Regions from separate parts of the Homo sapiens genome. Here all the other regions are linked to region 1. A link is an interaction called in ENCODE POLR2A ChIA-PET data of the cell type or tissue named here. Cell type or tissue: OCI-LY7. All regions are shown on one strand. Each heading gives the region's core, and the rest is flanking DNA. Links, peaks and the distances in the headings are about the cores only.

Region 1 (5,000 bases), core at 1-5,000:
GATCTGGGAATGGAATTCCGTCATGTTTGATCCTAGCATCTGCCCAAATTTGCTAAGAACCTCCTTATGCCAAGAGTCATATTTCAAGTTCACCTTAGATTGTACCTGAGGGTGAAATAGCACACAACACATCATCAGCTCTTTCCTGCTGGCGTGTTTATCCTTCAAATGAATATCAGTCTAACAGAAATGTTGCTTTTACACTACCCGTGACACCTTTCAACCAGACAGCAGGGCTCACCTTGCCATAATCTATAACTACTGGTCCAAACTCTTTCTTGGTTTCTGCATTGTCAAAGGTTCCTCTGGCCTTCCTTATTTGGACCAGGAGAGCCTGCCATTTGTTGAGATCTTCTCCAAGTCTGTTATAGATGTTTTCAGCTTGCATATCCCATAAACACTGATACTGAAGCCAAACCTGCAAATGAAGAACACAGTTAAATAATAGTTTGAGTTTTCATTTTGTAGAATACTGGCACCTCTTATGTTCACATTCCATTAAGAAGGTTCATGTCTTTCACCACTATTAGAGAAATTCTCACTTCAGACTCTCAGAATTTTCATATCAAAAAAGATTCTTGAACGTCATGGTTAAAACTCAAAAAGATGTATCCTATCATTTACTCTCTGCTTTGAAACAGCAAATAGTATCTAGTGAACCATACATACAGTCAAGACCTTTTAGCTCCATGTTCTTTATATCTTGTACTCTTAAGTGTCTAGAATAGACCATATGCACATTTGAATGAAATTAGGAGTTTCTTACCTTGACATACTGTTCAACTTCAGATACAATGCCCATGACAGCAGAATACGACTCTTCCAGGGCAACAGGGCCATCAGGCATCCGTGTTAAAGCATTCCGATAGAATTTCTCTTCCTCAGTCAATTCGTAATGTACACCCACCTAGCCAACCAAAGCCGAAATGAATGCAAGCAGTGTATATGAAAATGGTAATCTAAGTGTCACCTTTTACTTAATTAAAATGAACTGAAAGAAAAGCTCATGACCAAAATGGCATTTAAGGGATAACATCCACTTACCCTGGCCACAAGTAACCAGAAAGCCTACTTATATTTAACTCATCAAACCAATACAAGAACATTAATGACAACAGAGAAATTTGGCAATGCAAAAACAGCTGAAAAGTGCACGAAGCCATTTGCTCATTTTAACTATCTGAGTGCCTGTTATGTGCCAGGCACTGTTCTAGGTACAACAAGCAGATAAAAATCCCTGCTCACAGGGACTTACACTCTATGGGAGGAGAGACGCGATTAGGGAATAAGCAAAACACACAGAATGTCAGGTGGTGAGAGAGAACTACGGAGCAAGAGTGAGAAGGAGAGGGAGTGTGGGCACAGCATGGGGAAGGCTGCATTTTCAGTAATGACGTCAGGAAAGGCCTTGCTGAGAAGGGGAGAATTGCGAGAAACCAGGAGGAGAGGGGTAAGTTGTGATTATTTGCCATCAAGGATTCTGAGTTGAGATCAACAAATGTGAAGGCGCAGGGGCAAGAGTCTACCGGCATGTTTGAGGACCAGCAAGACTCCAGTGTGATGGGGCAGAGCCAGTGAAGGGAGAAGCAGCAGGAGCTGAAGTCAGAGAAATAATAAGCAACACATTACACGGGCCCAGCAAGCCACTGGGGCTTTGACTTTCATGATGAGTGAGATAGGAAGTCATTCAAGGGCTCCGAAAAGAGTGTCAGGATTGACTTAGAATCTAAAACTTGCTTTGGCTGCTGTGTTGAAAACAGATTTTAGGGAGGCAAAGGCAGAGAGAACAGATAGGAGGGAATATTAATAATCCAAGTGAGAGGTGATGGTACCTTGTACGGAGTGGTGCCAGTGAAACAGCTCAGCATTCATTTTCAAGAGACACACAATGGGAATCAAGGACAATACCATGATTTTTGGCCTGAATGAGCTGAAGGATGAGAAGTGAAAGACTGAGGGAAGATCAAACTTGGGGAGGCAGGGCTCAAGAGGTGCTCAGTGTGACGCGACTCCGAGATAGCCAAGTGGAGATGCCATGCTAGTAGCTGCCCAGACAAGCCTGGAGTAGGGAGAAAGGTCAGCTGGAGATACGAACACAGAGCTGTCAGCCTGCAGGTGGCATTTAAAGTCAACAAGACTAGATGAGACCACAATGAGAGTGCACAGGAGTGGAGAGGGAACAGAACATTTAGAGGGAGTTTAAGGGGAAGGCAAAAGAGGAACCGAGAAAGGAGACCAGCCACTGAGGTGGGAGGAGAACCAGGAGGCACGGTGTTCTGAAGAGTCCAGAGCATCACGCAGGAGGGAGCCTCCATCAAGTCTTGCAGTTAAGAGGTGAGACAAGGACAGAGAAGCCCCCTAGTCAGCAGGGTGGGGCTATGGGCGATCACACAGAGCAGTGCTGGAGGAGGCTGGATGAGTGCCTGAGAAGGGAGCTTCCTTATGAAGATTGCAGGGGACATGGGGTCCCGTTTAGGTGCTGAAAGAAGACCCAGAAGAGAGGGCAGAACAGCTAAACGAGAGTGAGGGGATGGGCTCTAGGGAAAAAGGAGACTGCTGGCTTTAGTTTGTTAAATTTGGAGATAAGCAAGAGAACAATGCAAATAGAAACACGGCTGGTTAAAAACAGGAGTAACATGATGAGAATGATGCTAAGGATTGTACGTAGACTCCTTGAAGGGCAGAAGCCAATATCCATAGCTTGGTTCTGATTAGCTGGACAGTGCCCAGCATTAGGTGAAACATCACCACGATTTTAGCCATAGGCAATTAACTACCTCAAAAAAAATCCTTAAAGATCTGAGTTTATATTCAAAGTTAAGAAAACGGTTAATGTCTTATCACTAAATTCTGGAAGAGTCTGCAATAGCAGAAGTTGTGCCATCTTTTTTTATGAAGCCACTGGTTCTGTTCAGAAGTGACACTGGGGACTAAATGGTCTTTTGAGATTTCCTTTTGTTCTAAAAATATACTAAGAGTATATTATATCTGAGATTTGCTTCAAGATAATCTGGTGGGGGTGGAGAGGTAGGAAAGAAAATATAAATAACATTGTCCACATATTGATAAAGCTGTGTGGTGGGGGGCTCTTGATTCCCTCAACTTTTGTGTATGTTTTAAAATTCCCCTAATAAAAAGTGGGGGGTGGGGAGGAGAGGGAGAAGCAGGAATTGAGATTCCCAAAGATGCTCATGGACAGGAGTTCGAAGAAACTACTGAGACCAAGCTACAAATGCCAAGTAACTAGTTGGAAAAAAAGGTCAGGGCACAAAAAGCCTCCCTAACTTTCCCCTGGGATGTCTGGAGTTTGTAAACAACATCAAGAGCTTATCTAAAGAAGCACCATGAAGAAGTGGTATCACAGAGCCCATGAGAGTCCTGGTCAGAGGCGTGTGCCTCGAGTCACCAAAGGCTTACCTGGTACCTCTGACTCTGGATCCTGGGGAGAGACAGTACAACCATCTTCCAGGCAAACATTTCCTGATACAGCTTGTATCTGCACTCTTCAATTGGTGGATTCAAGTAGATTACCTGATTGGTTATTCTTAGCTCATGAACGACATTCTGTGAAAGAAAGGTTTCATTTCTACTCAGCAATCTATTTTTCAATAAAAAAAATTTTTTTAAGACAGAGTTTCACTCTTACTGCCCAGGCTGCAGTGTAATGGCACAACCTTGGCTCACTGTAACCTCCGCCTCCCGGGTTCAAGCAATTCTAAGCCTCCCAAGTAGCTGGGATTACGGGCATGCGCCAGCAAGCCCAGCTAATTATATATTTTTAGTAGAGACGGGTTTCAGCATGTTGGTCAGGTTGGTCTCAAACTCCTGACCTCAGGTGATCCACCCGCTTCAGCCTCCCAAAGTGCTGGGATTACAGGTGTGAGCCACCATGCCAAGTCCTTTGCTTTTTGTTTTTTTGAGATAGGGTCTCACTCTGTCACCCAGGCTGGAGTGCGATGGCGACATGGCTCACTTGACATTCTGGGCTCAGGCAATCCTCCCGCCTCAGCCCCTCAAGTAGCCGGGACCACAGGCGTGCACCATCATGCCCAGTTAATTTTTGTATTTTTTTTTTTTTTTTTTGAGACGGAGTCTCACTCTGTCGCCAGGCTGGAGTGCAGTGATGCCATCTCCGCTCACTGCAATCTCCACCTCCCGAGTTCAAGCGATTCTCCTGTCTCAGCCTCCCGAGTAGCTGGGACTACAGGCATGTATCACCACGCCCAGCTAATTTTTGTATTTTTAGTAGAGATGGGGTTTCACCATGTTGGACAGGATGGTCTCTATCTCTTGACCTCGTGATCTGCCTGCCTCGGCCTCTCAAAGTGCTGGGATTACAGGCATGAGCCACCGCGCCCGGCCTAATTTTTGTACTTTTTATAGAGATGGGGTTTCGTCATGTTGCCCAGGCTGGTCTCAAACTTCAGAGCTCAAGCGATCTGCCCACCTTGGCCTCCCAAAGTGCTGGGATTACAGGGGTAAGCCACTGCGTCTGGCCTCAATAAAATAGTTTTGATACTCAACACTTTCTCTCTCTAAATTACTAAACTACTTCAGTCTGAACTACAATGTCTGTCACTTGATTATCAGACATGGTCTTGTATAATGTCATGTTTGTCATTTGTGCCTTCCCCAAAAGAACATAAGTCAGACAGCAGGTGCTGCTTCACCTTCTCCTGGGTCCCTGGTGCCCAGGGATTGAACACACAACAGGTACTCAATGAACTTTCATCTGGTTTGGCCTAAGTATATGACGATGTCTCAATATAACGACCTTGAGACCCGAGAAACTAGCACCACTGAAGCAGTGATACCACTCAGGTTATCAGTTGTCAGGCAATGATTTAGGTTGACCAAGGTCAGGTAAGTCTGTGCCACCTGCCAGTGCTTTACACTCAACAAGAATTCCAACTTCGTCTCCACTAGATAGTCATGTGTTGCTTAACAACAGGGATACGTTCTGAGAATCACGGTGAGGCGATTCTATCACTGTGCAAACT
Region 2 (6,426 bases), core at 883-5,882, 75 kb before region 1:
AAAAAACAAGAAACAGGCCGCGCGCAGTGGTTCACACCTGTAATCTCAGCATTTTGGGAGGCTGAGGTGGGTGGATCATTTGAGGTTAGGAGTTTAAGACCAGCCCCGAGCAATGTGGTAAAACCCCATCTCTACTAAAAAATAAAAATAACAGAAAACACATTAGAATGAAAATCAATAAAACATTTAACATCTGAATGCATTTGTGGTGGATATAGAAAAGTATGCTATTTTGCCCTCCACCCCCTGCTTATTTTGTGCGGTTTTTTTTGAGACAGGGCCTCATTATGTTGCCCAGGCTGGACTCAAACTCTGGGGCTCAAGCAGTCCTCCTGCCTCAGTCTCCTGAGTAGCTGGCATTCCAGGTGCGCACCACCACGGCTGGCAACAATTTCCCTTTTTTTTTTTTTTTTTTTAAGGTGGAGTCTCTCTGTCACTAGGCTGGAGTGCAGTGGTGTGATCTCACCTTACTACAATCTTCGCCTCCCAAGTTCAAGAGATTCTCCTGCCTCAGCCTCCCAAGTAGCTGGGACTACAGGTGTGCGCCACCACGCCCAGCTAGTTTTTGTATTTTTAGTAGAAGTTTTAGAGGTTTCACCATGTTGGCCAGGATGGTCTCCGTCTCTTGACCTCATGATCCGCCTGCCTTGGCCTCCCAAAGTGCTGGGATTACAGGCGTGAGCTACCGCTCCTGGCCAAACACTTTCCCTTTTAATAAAACCAGTTGGTACCATTTCTAAGCAGTTCCTGAATCCTGTGGTTTCTGCTGTCTCAGTCTCCTTCCTTAGCCTGGAAGGGCAACACACGTAAGAGAAGATGCCCAACCGCACTGCAAGTCATGAAAGGGAAAGTGAGTGTAAGAAGATGCATTTTACACCCATCAGGAATGGCAGAAATTAAAGGAGGACAGTACCAAATGTTGGCTATGGTCTGAAAATGGGGTCTCTCATGTGACCTGATGGGGGTACAGATCAATACAGTTAATCTGGAGGGCAATTTGGCACATCTGATGGAGTGGGAGAACTCACCCTGAGTACTTCCTGGTACGTGCTAGAGAAAGTCTTTCCACTTGCACCGGGAGAAAGGTACAAGAATGTTCTCCACAACCCTGTAGCAGGGGAATTTGAAAATATCTACATGTCTCAAAACAGGAGACTATCTTGGTAATTTGAGTTAATAGGAAATAAGGGGATAAAGGGACGTGCTAAATGACACTCTGAGGAAGCAGGCGGACAAATCCAGATGTGTGGGATATTTGGCTTGGTGTCTTCCACAAATAAGTGCCATTTAAACAACTCTTGTTGCCGGGCATGGTGGCTCATGCCTGTAATCCTAGCATTTTGGGAGGCCAAGGCAGGCGAATCACTTGAGGTTGGGAGTCGAGACCAACCTGGCCGACCTGGTGAAACCCTGTCTCTACTAAAAATACAAAATTAGCTGGGTGTGGTGGCGGGTGCCTGTAATCCCAGCTACTTGGGAGGCTGAGGCAGGAAAATCGCTTGAACCTGGGAGATGGAGGTTGCAGTGAGCAGAGATCGTGCCACTGCACTCCAGCCTGGGCAGCAGAGCAACACTCTGTCTCAAAAAAAAAAAGTACACAAAAGCAGACAGAATAGTATGAAACCTTAGTGACCATCACCATCCCCAACAACCAGCCAACTGGCCATGGCCATTCCCACCCATCCACACTCAATGCACCCTTCTTTCTTTCTCCAAGTCATTCTGAGGCAATTCTGAGATTTCATTGTACCATTTCACCCATAAGTATTTTCCCTACTACATCTCTGCACTCAGACATATTCAAGGCACTTGGTACTATAATTAAATGTACGATTAAGTGAGTGAACAAGGACAAGTCAAGATGTTCATTTTTGTCATTTCTAGTTAACACTGTACTGGAGGTTCTAACCAGGGGCAATTAGTCATGAAAAAGAAAAGACATCCTGATATCCTGATTGGACAGGAAAATGTAAAAAGTATCTGCATTTGTAAATGACATGATCTTGTATATAAAAACTCCTAAGGATTACAAACACACAAATCTATAGAACTAATGAGTTCAGCAAGATTTTAGGATACAAGATTGGCCGAGCATGATGGCTCATACCTGTAATCCCAGCACTTTGGGAGGCCAAGGTGGGAGGATCACTTGAGCCTAGGAGTTCAAGAGCAACCTGGGTAACATAGTGAGACCCCTGTCTCTACTAAAAAAAAAAAAAAATACAAGATTAATATATAAATATCAATTGTATTTTTATACATTAACAATGAGTGATCTGAAAATAAAGAAACATTTTTATTTGCAATAGCACCAAAAAGAATAAAAGATTTAAAAATAAAATTAGGTCAGGCTTGGTTGCTCATGCCTGTAATTCCAGCACTTTGGGAGGCCAAGGTGGGAGGATTGCTTGAACTTAGGAGGTCAAGGCTGCAGTGAGCTAGGATTACTCACTGTCCAGCCTGGGTGACACAGTGGGTCTCAAAGAAAAAGTAATAATAATAATAATAAATAAATAAAATTAACAAAAGGAATGCAAGACTTTTTATACTGTGTATTGAAAACTACAAAACATTGTTGAAATTAAAGACAAACTAAAATGGAAAGACATACCATGTTCATGGATCGGAAGGCTTAATGTTGTGGAGATAAGCAATACCACCCAAACTGATCCACAGATGCAACCCAATCCCTATTAACAATTTCCCAGCACTTTGGGAGGCCAAGGTGGGCGGATCACGAGGTCAGGAGATTGAGACCATCCTGGCTAACACACTGAAACCCCGTCTCTACTAAAAATACAAAAAATTAGCCGGGTGTGGTGGCGGGCGCCTGTAGTCCCAGCTACTCGGGAGGCTGAGGCAGGAGAATGGCGTGAACCCGGGAGGCAGAGCTTGCAGTGAGCCGAGATCACGCCACTGCACTCCAGCCTGGGTGACAGAGCAAGACTCCATCTCAAAAAAAAAAAAAAAAAAAAAAAAAAAAAAAGCTGGCATTTTTGTGCAGAAACTGACAAGCTGGTTATAAAGTTTATATGAAAATGAAGCAGGCATGGTGGCTCACGCCTGTAATCACAGCACTTTGGGAGGTCAAGGCAGGTGGATCATGAGGTCAGGAGTTTGAGACCAGCCTGGCCAAGATGGTGAAACCCTGTCTCTACTAAAAAATACGAAAATTAGATGGGTGCAGTGGCGGGCACCTGTAATCCCAGCTACTCAGGAGGCTGAGGCAGGGGAATTGCTTAAACCTGGGAGGTGCAGGTTGCAGTGAGCCGAGATCGCACCACTGCACTCTAGCCTGGGTGACAGAGTAAAACTCTGTCTCAAAAAAAAAAAAAAAAAAGGAAAAGAAAATGTTAAGGAACCCAGAAAAGCCAATCTTGAAAAAGGACAAAGTAGTAAGACTCACACTTCCTGACTTCAAACATTACTAAGAAAAAAAAAGTGAGGCCAGGCCTGGTGGCTCACACCTGTAATCCTAGCACTTTGAGAGGCTGAGGCAGGCAGATCCCGAGGTCAGGAGTTCGAGACCAGCCTGGCCAACATAGTGAAACCTTGTCTCTACTAAAAATAAAAAAAAATAGCTGGGGGTGGTGGCGGGCTCCTGTAATCCCAGCTACTCAGGGGGCTGAGGCAGGAGAATCACTTGAACCTGGGAGGCGGAGCTTGCAGTGAGCCAAGATTGCACCACTGCACTCCAGCCCGGGCGACAGTGCAAGACTCTGTCTCAAAAAACAACAACAACAAAAAAAAAATATAAGAAAAAAGAAAAAAAACTGAGCAGCTAACATGACTTGTGGCAGATTCAGTTCACTGATTCCTTTTATTATTCGTTCAAAAATTTTTTTGAAGGTTACTGTGCCAGACACTGCACTAGGTGCTTAAGGAGCTGAGGGTTCAGAATTTCTAGGCTCAGAGGGTGACAGTATAGTAACATCATAGAATTCAACCGACACAGCAGAGCACAGTAGCTCATGCCTGTAATCCTAGCACTTTGGGAGGCCAAGGCAGGTGGCTCATTTGAGCTCAGGAGTTTGAGACCACCCTGGGCAAATGGTGAAACCCCGTCTCTACTAAAATACAGAAAATTAGCCAGGTGTGGTGGCGCACGCATGTAGTAGTCTCAGCTACTTGGGAGGCTGAGGGAGGAGAGAATTGCTTGAACCTGGGAGGTGGAGGTTGCAGTGAGCCGAGATAGCGCCATTGCACTCCAGCCTGGGCGACAGAGTGAGACTCTGTCTCAAAAAAAAAAAAAGAAAGAAAGAAAGAAATCAACAGATACTTTCTACACAGGCTGGTCTGGCCTACTGTGGTAGTGCAGAGGGGTTGGCTGGATCCTAACAAAGACTTGAGAGGTCAAGGAACGCTCCCTGGAGGAGGTGTCAAACCCAAAGGTTAAGTCAGGGCCAGGGATGAGGGTGAAGGGAGCATTTTTGGCAAAAGAAAGAGCTGTGGGTGGCTGGAAGGAAAGGTGGCTTGGTGCCTCCCAGGAATGAGAGGAGGTGGGAGTCGCTGCAGCCTTGGGGTGAAAGGTTCTCAGATAGGGACTGAAAAGGGGGTTGCTGGGTGGCCGGGGCAGCGTGGGCCCTTGTGGCCATGTTAAAGGATTTGGATGTCATCCTAGGGCATAGGGGAATTCCCCAAAGTTTTGTGGCATAATCACGACCTCACAGAGGCCTCTCTGGCAGTGAGTGGAGCCCAGAGTGGGCCCAGGGCGGACAGGAGGAATCTGAGGAGCCTTACTGGGGCCTGGGCTATGGGCAGGGCTGGCAGGGAACAGGCAGGGGGATGGAGGAGCAGCGGGGCCTGCGGGGGAGGTCCTGGGCGGGCTGGCGGGGCCCTTCCGTGCTGGGTTGCCGTGGAGACAGCAACATCATACAGGCTGGACCGCAGGACCCCCGCCACCCTTAACTCCTGGGTGATCACTCTGGGAACAAAATGGACATCCCATCCAAGAGGTAAGTGCAGAGTGGCAGCCCTGTGCCCTCTGATGGCCCTGGAGGCTCAGCCTCAAAGACTTTATATAAATGTCACCCCCAGGGCCAAATTGATCTTGAGCCCAGATTCACAATGGCCCCAGCTTGAGTAACAACACGCTCTGCTCATAGTCGGAGATCATGGACCAATTATTTGCTACACCGGGCTGAATTTGGGGCTGCTTTTCTGGGAACAGAGGAAGCTCTGGCCTAGCCCGGGTCTCGGTGCAGATGGTGCAGACGTGCTAGGTGCGAGTGTGCCCAGGTGCCCCCAGCCAGGTGTGCGGGCCGCTGGAGGGGCTGTCACCATCAAGAAGAGGCCCCCAGTGCCAAGAGAGGCCCGAAGCAGTCTGGCCCACCCGGGGAAGTGAGGACTCCTCCTCACACATAGAGGATGGGGGTGTCCCCCCTCCATGGGAGCGAGGATATGACTCCTTCAAGAGTGTGGCAGGTGCCAGTGGCTCACCCTGTAATCCCAGCACTTTGGGAGGCTGAGGCTGGAGGATTGGTTGAGCCCAGGAGTTCAAGACCAGCCTGGGCAACATAGCAAGACCCTGTTTCTACAAAAAATAAAACATTAGGCTGGGCATGGTGGCTCATGCCTGTAATCCCAGCACTTTGGGAGGCCAAAGCGGGCAGATCACCTGAGGTCAGGGGTTTGAGACCAGTCTGCAACATGGTGAAACCCCATCTCTACTAAAAATACAAAAATTAGCTGTGCGTGTGTTGTACCTGAGTGAGTTAGAGAAAACGACACACTTTGAGACGAATTAAGAGTCCGATTATTTAGCCGGCAGCCAAGAGACAGCTAATGCTCAAAGTTCTCTCGGCCCCAAAGAAGGGGCTAGATTTTCTTTTATACTTTGGTTTAGAAAGGGGAGGGGGGGTCTAGTTAAAACAATTTTACAGAAGTAAAGTAGACAAAAAAGTTAAAAGGATAAATGGTTACAGGAAAGTAAACAGTTCCAGGTGCAGGGGCTTTAAGACTATTACAAGGTGATAGACGCGGGGCTTTGGGCGTTATCAATTGGATGAATTCCTGGGAACTGTGGATATTGATCACCACACTATCTTATCAGTTAGTTGCATCCTTGGATGTGCTGGGAGTCAGCTTGCACAAGTTAAGTCCTTGAGGAAGGGGCTGCCAGTGAAAGAGCCAAGATGGAGTCTGTCTGGCTCTCTTAGCTGAGAGTCAATTCAGGTGGAAACAAGGCTAGGTGATTAAAGGAAAGGGAGAGTCTAAGAACAGGGTTAGTAAAAACAGGGTTGGGCATTACACGTGGTGGCAGGTGCCTGTAATCCCAGCTACTCGGGAGGCTGAGGTGAGATAATCACTTGAACCCAGGAGGGGGAGGTTGCGGTGAGTCGAGATCGCGCCACTACACGCCATGCCTGGGCAACAAGAGCAAAACTCCATCTCAAAAAAAAAAAAATTAGCCGGGCGAGGTGGCAT
Region 3 (6,426 bases), core at 880-5,879, 180 kb before region 1:
ACAGAGCAAGACTCCGTTTCAAAAAAAAAAAATTGGCACCAATCCTACTGAAACTATTACAAAAGATAGAGAAAGAGGGAGTCCTCCCTAAATCATTCTATGAAGCCAGTATCACCCTAATACCCAAAACCAGAAAGAATATAACCAAAAAAAAAAAGGGAAAGAAAACTACAGACCAATATCCCTGACGAACGGAGATGTAAAAATCCTCAGCCGGGCACGAATTTTTGCGTTTTTAGTAGAGACGGGGTTTCACCATGTTAGCCAGGATAGTCTCGATTTCTTGACCTCATGATCCGCCCGCCTTGGCCTCCCAAAGTGCTGGGATTACAGGCGTGAGCCACCACGCCCGGCCCCACTTACACTTGATTTTTTTTGAGATGGAGTCTCGCTCTGTCGCCCAGGCTGGAGTACAGTGGCGCGATCTTGGCTCACTGCAACCTCTGCCTCCTGGGTTCAAGCGATTCTCCTGCTTCAGCCTCCCAGGTAGCTGGGACTACAGGTGCATGCCACCACGCCCGGCTAATTTTTTTGTATTTTTAGTAGAGATGGGGCTTCACCATGTCAGCCAGGATGTTCTCGATCTCCTGACCTCGTGATCTGCCCACCTCGGCCTCCCAAAGTGCTGAGATTACAGGCGTGAGCCACCGTTTCCAGCCCTGACTTTCACTTTTATTCAACATAGTTCTGGAAGTCCTAGCTAGAGCAATCAGACAAGAGAAAAGAAATAAAGGGCATCCAAATCAGTAAAGAGGAAGTCAAACTGCTGCTGTTTGCTGATGATATATAATCATATACCTAGAAAACCCTAAAGACTCATCCCAAAAGCTCCTAGATCTGATAAATGAATTCAGTAAAGTTTCTGGATACAAAATCAATGTACACAAGTTAGTGGCTCTGCTATATACCAACAGCGACCAAGCTGAGAATCAAATCAAGAACTTAACCCCTTTTACAATAACTGCAAAAAAATAAAATAAAATACTTAGGAATATATCTAACCATTGACATGAAAGACCTCTACAAGGAAAACTACAAGACACTGCTAAAAGAAATCACAGATGACACAAATGAAAACACATCCCATGCCATGGATGCGTAAAATCAGTATTGTGAAAATGACCTCACTGCCAAAAGCAATCTATAAATTCAATGCAATTCCCATCAAAATACCATCATCATTCTTCACCAAACTAGGAAAAACCATCCTAAAATTCATATGAAAACAAAAAAGAGCCCACATAGCCAAAGCAAGACAAAGCAAAAAAGAAAAAAATCTGGGGGCATCATATTACCTGGCTTCACACTATACTATATGGCTATAGTCACCAAAACAGCATAGTACTGGTATAAAAACAGATACACAGACCAACGGAACATAACAGAGAATCCAGAAATAAACCCAAATACTTACAGCCAACTGATCTTCAACAAAGCAAACAAAAACATAAAGTGGGGAAAAGACACCCTATTCAATGAATGGTGCTGGGATAATTGGTAAGCCACATGTAGAAGAATAAAATTGGATCCTCATCTCTCACCTTATACAAAAATCAACTCAAGATGAATCAAAGACTTAAATCTAACCTGAAACCATAAAAATTCTAGAAGATAATACCGGAAAAATCCTTCTAGGCATTGGCTTAGGCAAAGATTTCATGACCAAGAACCCAAAAGCAAATGCAACAAAAATAAATACATGGGACTTAATTAAATGAAAAAACTTCTGCACAGCAAAAGAAATAATCAGCAGAGTAAACAACCCACAGGGTTGCAGAGAAAATCTTCACAAACTGTGCATCCAGCAAAGGACTAATATCTAGAATCTATAAGAAACTAAAACAAATCAGCAAGAAAATAATTAATAATAATAATCCCATCAAAAAGTGGGCTAAGGACATGAATAGACAATTCTCAAAAGAAGATATACAAATTGACAGTAAACATATGAAAAAATGCTAAACATCACTAATTATCAGGGAAATGAAAATCAAAACCACAATATGATACAACCTTACTCCTGTAGCAATGGCCATAATTAAAAAACAAAAAATGCTGGGCATGGTGGCTCACGCCTGTAGTCCCAGCACTTTGGGAGGCTAAGGTGGGTGGATCATGAGGTCAGGAGATCGAGATCATCCTGGCTAATATGGTGAAACCCCGTCTCTACTAAAAATACAAAAAATTAGCCAGGCATGGTGGCGGGCGCCTGTAGTCCCAGCTACTCGGGAGGCTGAGACAGGAGAATCGCTTGAACCCAGGAGGTGGAGGTTGCAGTGAGCCGAGATTGTGCCATTGCACTCTAGCCTGGGTGACAGAGCAAGACTCTGTCTCAAAAAATAATAATAATAAATAAATAAAAATAACAGATGCTGGTGTGGATGTGGTGAAAAGCGAGCACTTTTACATGGCTGGTGGGAATGTAAACTAGTACAACCGCTATGGAAAACAGCATGGAGATTCCTTAAAGAACTAAAAGTAGATCTTCCATTTGATCCAGCAATCCCACCACAGGGTATCTACCCAGAGGAAAAGAAGTCATTACATGAAAAAGACACTTGCACATGCATATTTATAGCAGCAGAATTCACAATTGCAAAAATATGGAACCACCACAAATGCCCATCAATCAGGTGGATAAAGAAAATGTAACAATAATAATAATAATCATGGCATTCCAAGCAACCTGGATGAAGCTGGAGACCATTATTCTTTTTTTTTTTTTTTTGAGATGGAGTCTCACTCTGTTGCCCAGGCTGGAGTGCAATGGCGCGATCTCAGCTCACTGCAAGCTCCGCCTCCCGGGTTCACACCATTCTCCTGCCTCAGCCTCCCGAGTAGCTGAGACTACAGGCGCCCGCCACCACGCCCAGCTAATTTTTTGAATTTTTAGTAGAGATGGGGTTTCAGCATGTTAGCCAGGATGGTCTCGATCTCCTGACCTCATGATCTGCCCGCCTTGGCCTCCCAAAGTGCTGGGATTACAGGCGTGAATCACCTCGCCCGGCTAGTTATTCTAAGTGAAGTAACTCAGGAATGGAAAACCAAACATCATACGTTCTCACTTGTAAGTGGGAGCTAAGCTATGAGGATGCAAAAGCACAAGAATGATATAATGAACTTTGGGGACGCAGGGGGAAGGGTGGGAGGGGGATGAGGGATAAAAGACTACACATTGGGTACAGTGTACACCGCTCAGGTGATGGCTGCACCAAAATCTAGGAAATCACCACTGAAGAATTTATCCATGTAACCAAATACCTCCTGTTCCCCAAAAACCTATTGATAAAAATAATAATAATAATAATAATAATAATAATAATAATAATAATAATAATTTTAAAAAAAGAAAAAAACAGGCCGGGCGCGGTGGCACACACCTGTAATCCCAGCACTTTGGGAGGCCAAGGTGGGTGGATTGTCTGAGCTCAGGAGTTTGAGACCAGCCTGGGCAACATGGTGAGACCTCATCTCTACTAAAAATACAAAAAACTGGCCAGGCATGGTGGCACAAGCCTGTAGTTCCAACTGCTCGTGAGGCTGAGGCAGAAGAATCACTTGAACCCAGGAGGTGAAGGTTGCAGTGAGCTGAGATGGTACCACTGCACTCCAGCCTGCGCGACAGAATAAGGCTGCCTCCAAAAAAATAAAAATAAAAAATAAAAATAAAAAACAGGCCATCCCATCTAGGAAGTGAGGAGCGCCTCTTCCCGGCTGCCATCCCATCTAGGAAGTGAGGAGCGTCTCTGCCCGGCCGCCCATCGTCTGAGATGTGGGGAGTGCCTTTGCCCCGCCGCCCCGTCTGGGATGTGAGGAGCGCCTCTGCCCAGTCGCGACCCCGTCTGGGAGGTGAGGAGCGTCGCTGCCCAGCCGCCCCATCTGAGAAAGGAGGAGACCCTCCGCCTGGCAACCGCCCCGTCTGAGAAGTGAGGAGACCCTCCGCCCGGCAGCCGCCCCGTCTGAGAAGTGAGGAGCCCCTCCGCCCAGCAGCCACCCCGTCTGGGAAGTGAGGAGCGTCTCCGCCCGGCAGCCGCCCCGTCCGGGAGGGAGGTGGGGGTCAGCCCCCGCCAGGCCAGCCGCCCCGTCCGGGAGGGAGGTGGGGGGGTCAGCCCCCTGCCCGGCCAGCCGCCCCGTCCGGGAGGTGAGGGGCGCCTCTGCCAGGCCGCCCCTACTGGGAAGTGAGGAGCCCCTCTGCCCGGCCAGCCGCCCCGTCCGGGAGGGAGGTGGGGGGTCAGCCCCCCGCCCGGCCAGCCGCCCCGTCCGGGAGGTGAGGGGCGCCTCTGCCCGGCCGCCCCTACTGGGAAGTGAGGAGCCCCTCTGCCCGGCCACCACCCCGTCTGGGAGGTGTGCCCAACAGCTCATTGAGAACGGGCCATGATGACAATGGTGGTTTTGTGGAATAGAAAGCGGGGAAAGGTGGGGAAAAGATTGAGAAATCGGATGGTTGCTGTGTCTGTGTGGAAAGAAGCAGACATGGGAGACTTTTCATTTTGTTCTGTACTAAGAAAAATTCTTCTGCCTTGGGATCCTGTTGATCTGTGACCTTACCCCCCAACCCTGTGCTCTCTGAAACATGTGCTGTGTCCACTCAGGGTTAAATGGATTAAGGGTGGTGCAAGATGTGCTTTGTTAAACAGATGCTTGAAGGCAGCATGCTCGTTAAGAGTCATCACCACTCCCTAATCTCAAGTACCCAGGGACACAAACACTGCGGAAGGCCTCAGGGTCCTCTGCCTAGGAAAACCAGAGACCTTTGTTCACTTGTTTATCTGCTGACCTTCCCTCCACATATGACCCTGCCAAATCCCTCTCTGTGAGAAACACCCAAGAATGATCAATAAAAATAAAAATTAAAAAAAAAAAAGGAAAACAAACAAAAAAACAAAAATAAAAAACAGAAAAATCCCTATTTCGTTAGCATTATATAATGTACTAAACATATTCCTTAAATATAATGCATAATTACCTATTATTACTAATCTTATCAATCTTTACCAACTGAAAATTCTATAAAATTTGTTTTAACACAATACTCCCCAATAGGCTGTATTTCCACCGTTATTTTTAAGTCAACGAAAGATAAGATCTTTGGGAAGATACAGGCAACTATGTCTTAAACTGAAAAGTACACAGGGCATAGCTAACTGGTCTTACACCACTCACAGTTTAGCAGAAAACAGCTGACAAATTACTCTCCAGACAAGACATAAAAGATCAAGAAATCCTAAAATTGTTTTTTAAAACATGGGGTGAAATCTCACCTCACAATTTATACCAGAATAAATCTCAGCAGTATCAAAAAGAAATCATATGTAAGAAATGAAACCTCAGAGGTACAAGAAGAGGCCAACAGTGTGGCTCATGCCTGTAGTCCCAGCTACTCACCAGACTGAGGTGGGAGAATCCCTTGAGCCAAAGAGCTTGAGGTCACAATGAGCTATGATTATACTACTGTACTCCAGCTTGGGTAACAGAGCAAGACCCTGTCTCCTAAAAAAAAAAAAAAAAAAAAAAAAGAGAGAGGCCAGGCGCAGTGGCTTGCACCTGTAATTCCAGCACTTTGGGAGGCCAAGGCAGGCAGATCACAAGGTCAGGAGTTTGAGACCAGCCTGACCAACATGGTGAAACACCGTCACTACTAAAAATACAAAAATTAGCCAGGCATGGTGGCGCATGCCTGTAATCCCAGCTACTCAGGAGCCTGAGACAGAATTGCTGGGAGACAGAGGTTGCAGTGAGCTGAGATCGCGCCACTGCACTCTAGCCTGGGTGACAGAGCTAGACTCCATGTCAAAAAATAATAATAATTATTAAAACAAAAATGAAATTTCCCAAGGAGGAGGAAGAAGAAAAATAAAGGGAAAAAAAGCAAATTTCTATGTAGGAAAAAACTACCATGAGCAAAATCAGAAGACAACTGACAAATGGAACAAAATGTCTGTCCCTCAGATCACAGATTAAGGGCTAATTTATATAAAAAGCTGGGCATGGTGGTGCATGCCTATAGTCTCAGCTGCTCAGAGGCTGAGGTGGAACGATCGCAGACCAGCCTGGGCAACACAGTGAGATCCCATCTCTAAAAAAATTTAAAAATTAAAAATAAATAATCATAAAAGAGATCTCCTACCAACTTAATTTTTTTTTTTTTAAAGACCAGAATCCTAGTAGAAAAGCGGGTTCAGGACATGAACAACTCATAGAAAATACAGATGGCTCTTAAATATACAAAACAATGCTTAATTCATAGCACAAGAAACACCAGAAAACTCTAGTGTTATACCATCTTTCATCTGTCAAATTAGCAAAGATCAAAATAACAATACACTATGCCACAAGTAAAAATTGGTACAATTTTTAGAAGGCGATTTGACTATGTCTCTAAAATTACAAATGCACATATCCTTTTCACCCAGCAATTCCTCACAG

What was found. Peaks named below come from ENCODE experiments on the same cell type or tissue, not always from the same donor. Only the 100,000 strongest peaks of a DNase experiment are listed, where the experiment ranks them.
Region 2: POLR2A ChIA-PET joins it to region 1 with 10 read pairs; 7 of 35 experiments call an interaction of 5 or more read pairs at or near these places.
Region 3: POLR2A ChIA-PET joins it to region 1 with 20 read pairs; 2 of 35 experiments call an interaction of 5 or more read pairs at or near these places.

What each region holds. Positions count from the first base shown.
Region 1 is chr14:101,990,091-101,995,090 of GRCh38, reverse strand. DYNC1H1 (dynein cytoplasmic 1 heavy chain 1) reads right to left here. Exons shown (of 78, transcript NM_001376.5): 11 at 3,418-3,564; 12 at 767-907; 13 at 242-418; 14 at 1-105. Among named protein-coding and RNA genes, the nearest start is that of DYNC1H1, 28 kb to the right of the region's middle. RefSeq lists enhancers at 1,968-2,107, 3,476-3,545. In OCI-LY7, for the core only: CTCF peaks have their summits at 1,922 and 2,126 (motif pointing right); a DNase peak (open chromatin) is centred at 2,200; H3K27ac peaks cover 1,186 bases.
Region 2 is chr14:102,064,551-102,070,976 of GRCh38, reverse strand. No RefSeq gene overlaps it. Among named protein-coding and RNA genes, the nearest start is that of HSP90AA1, 19 kb to the left of the region's middle. RefSeq lists an enhancer at 6,009-6,426. In OCI-LY7, for the core only: no CTCF peak of the experiment used is centred there; no DNase peak of the experiment used is centred there.
Region 3 is chr14:102,170,346-102,176,771 of GRCh38, reverse strand. All of the region lies in intron 1 of WDR20 (WD repeat domain 20), which reads right to left. Among named protein-coding and RNA genes, the nearest start is that of WDR20, 34 kb to the right of the region's middle. RefSeq lists an enhancer at 3,959-4,944. In OCI-LY7, for the core only: no CTCF peak of the experiment used is centred there; no DNase peak of the experiment used is centred there.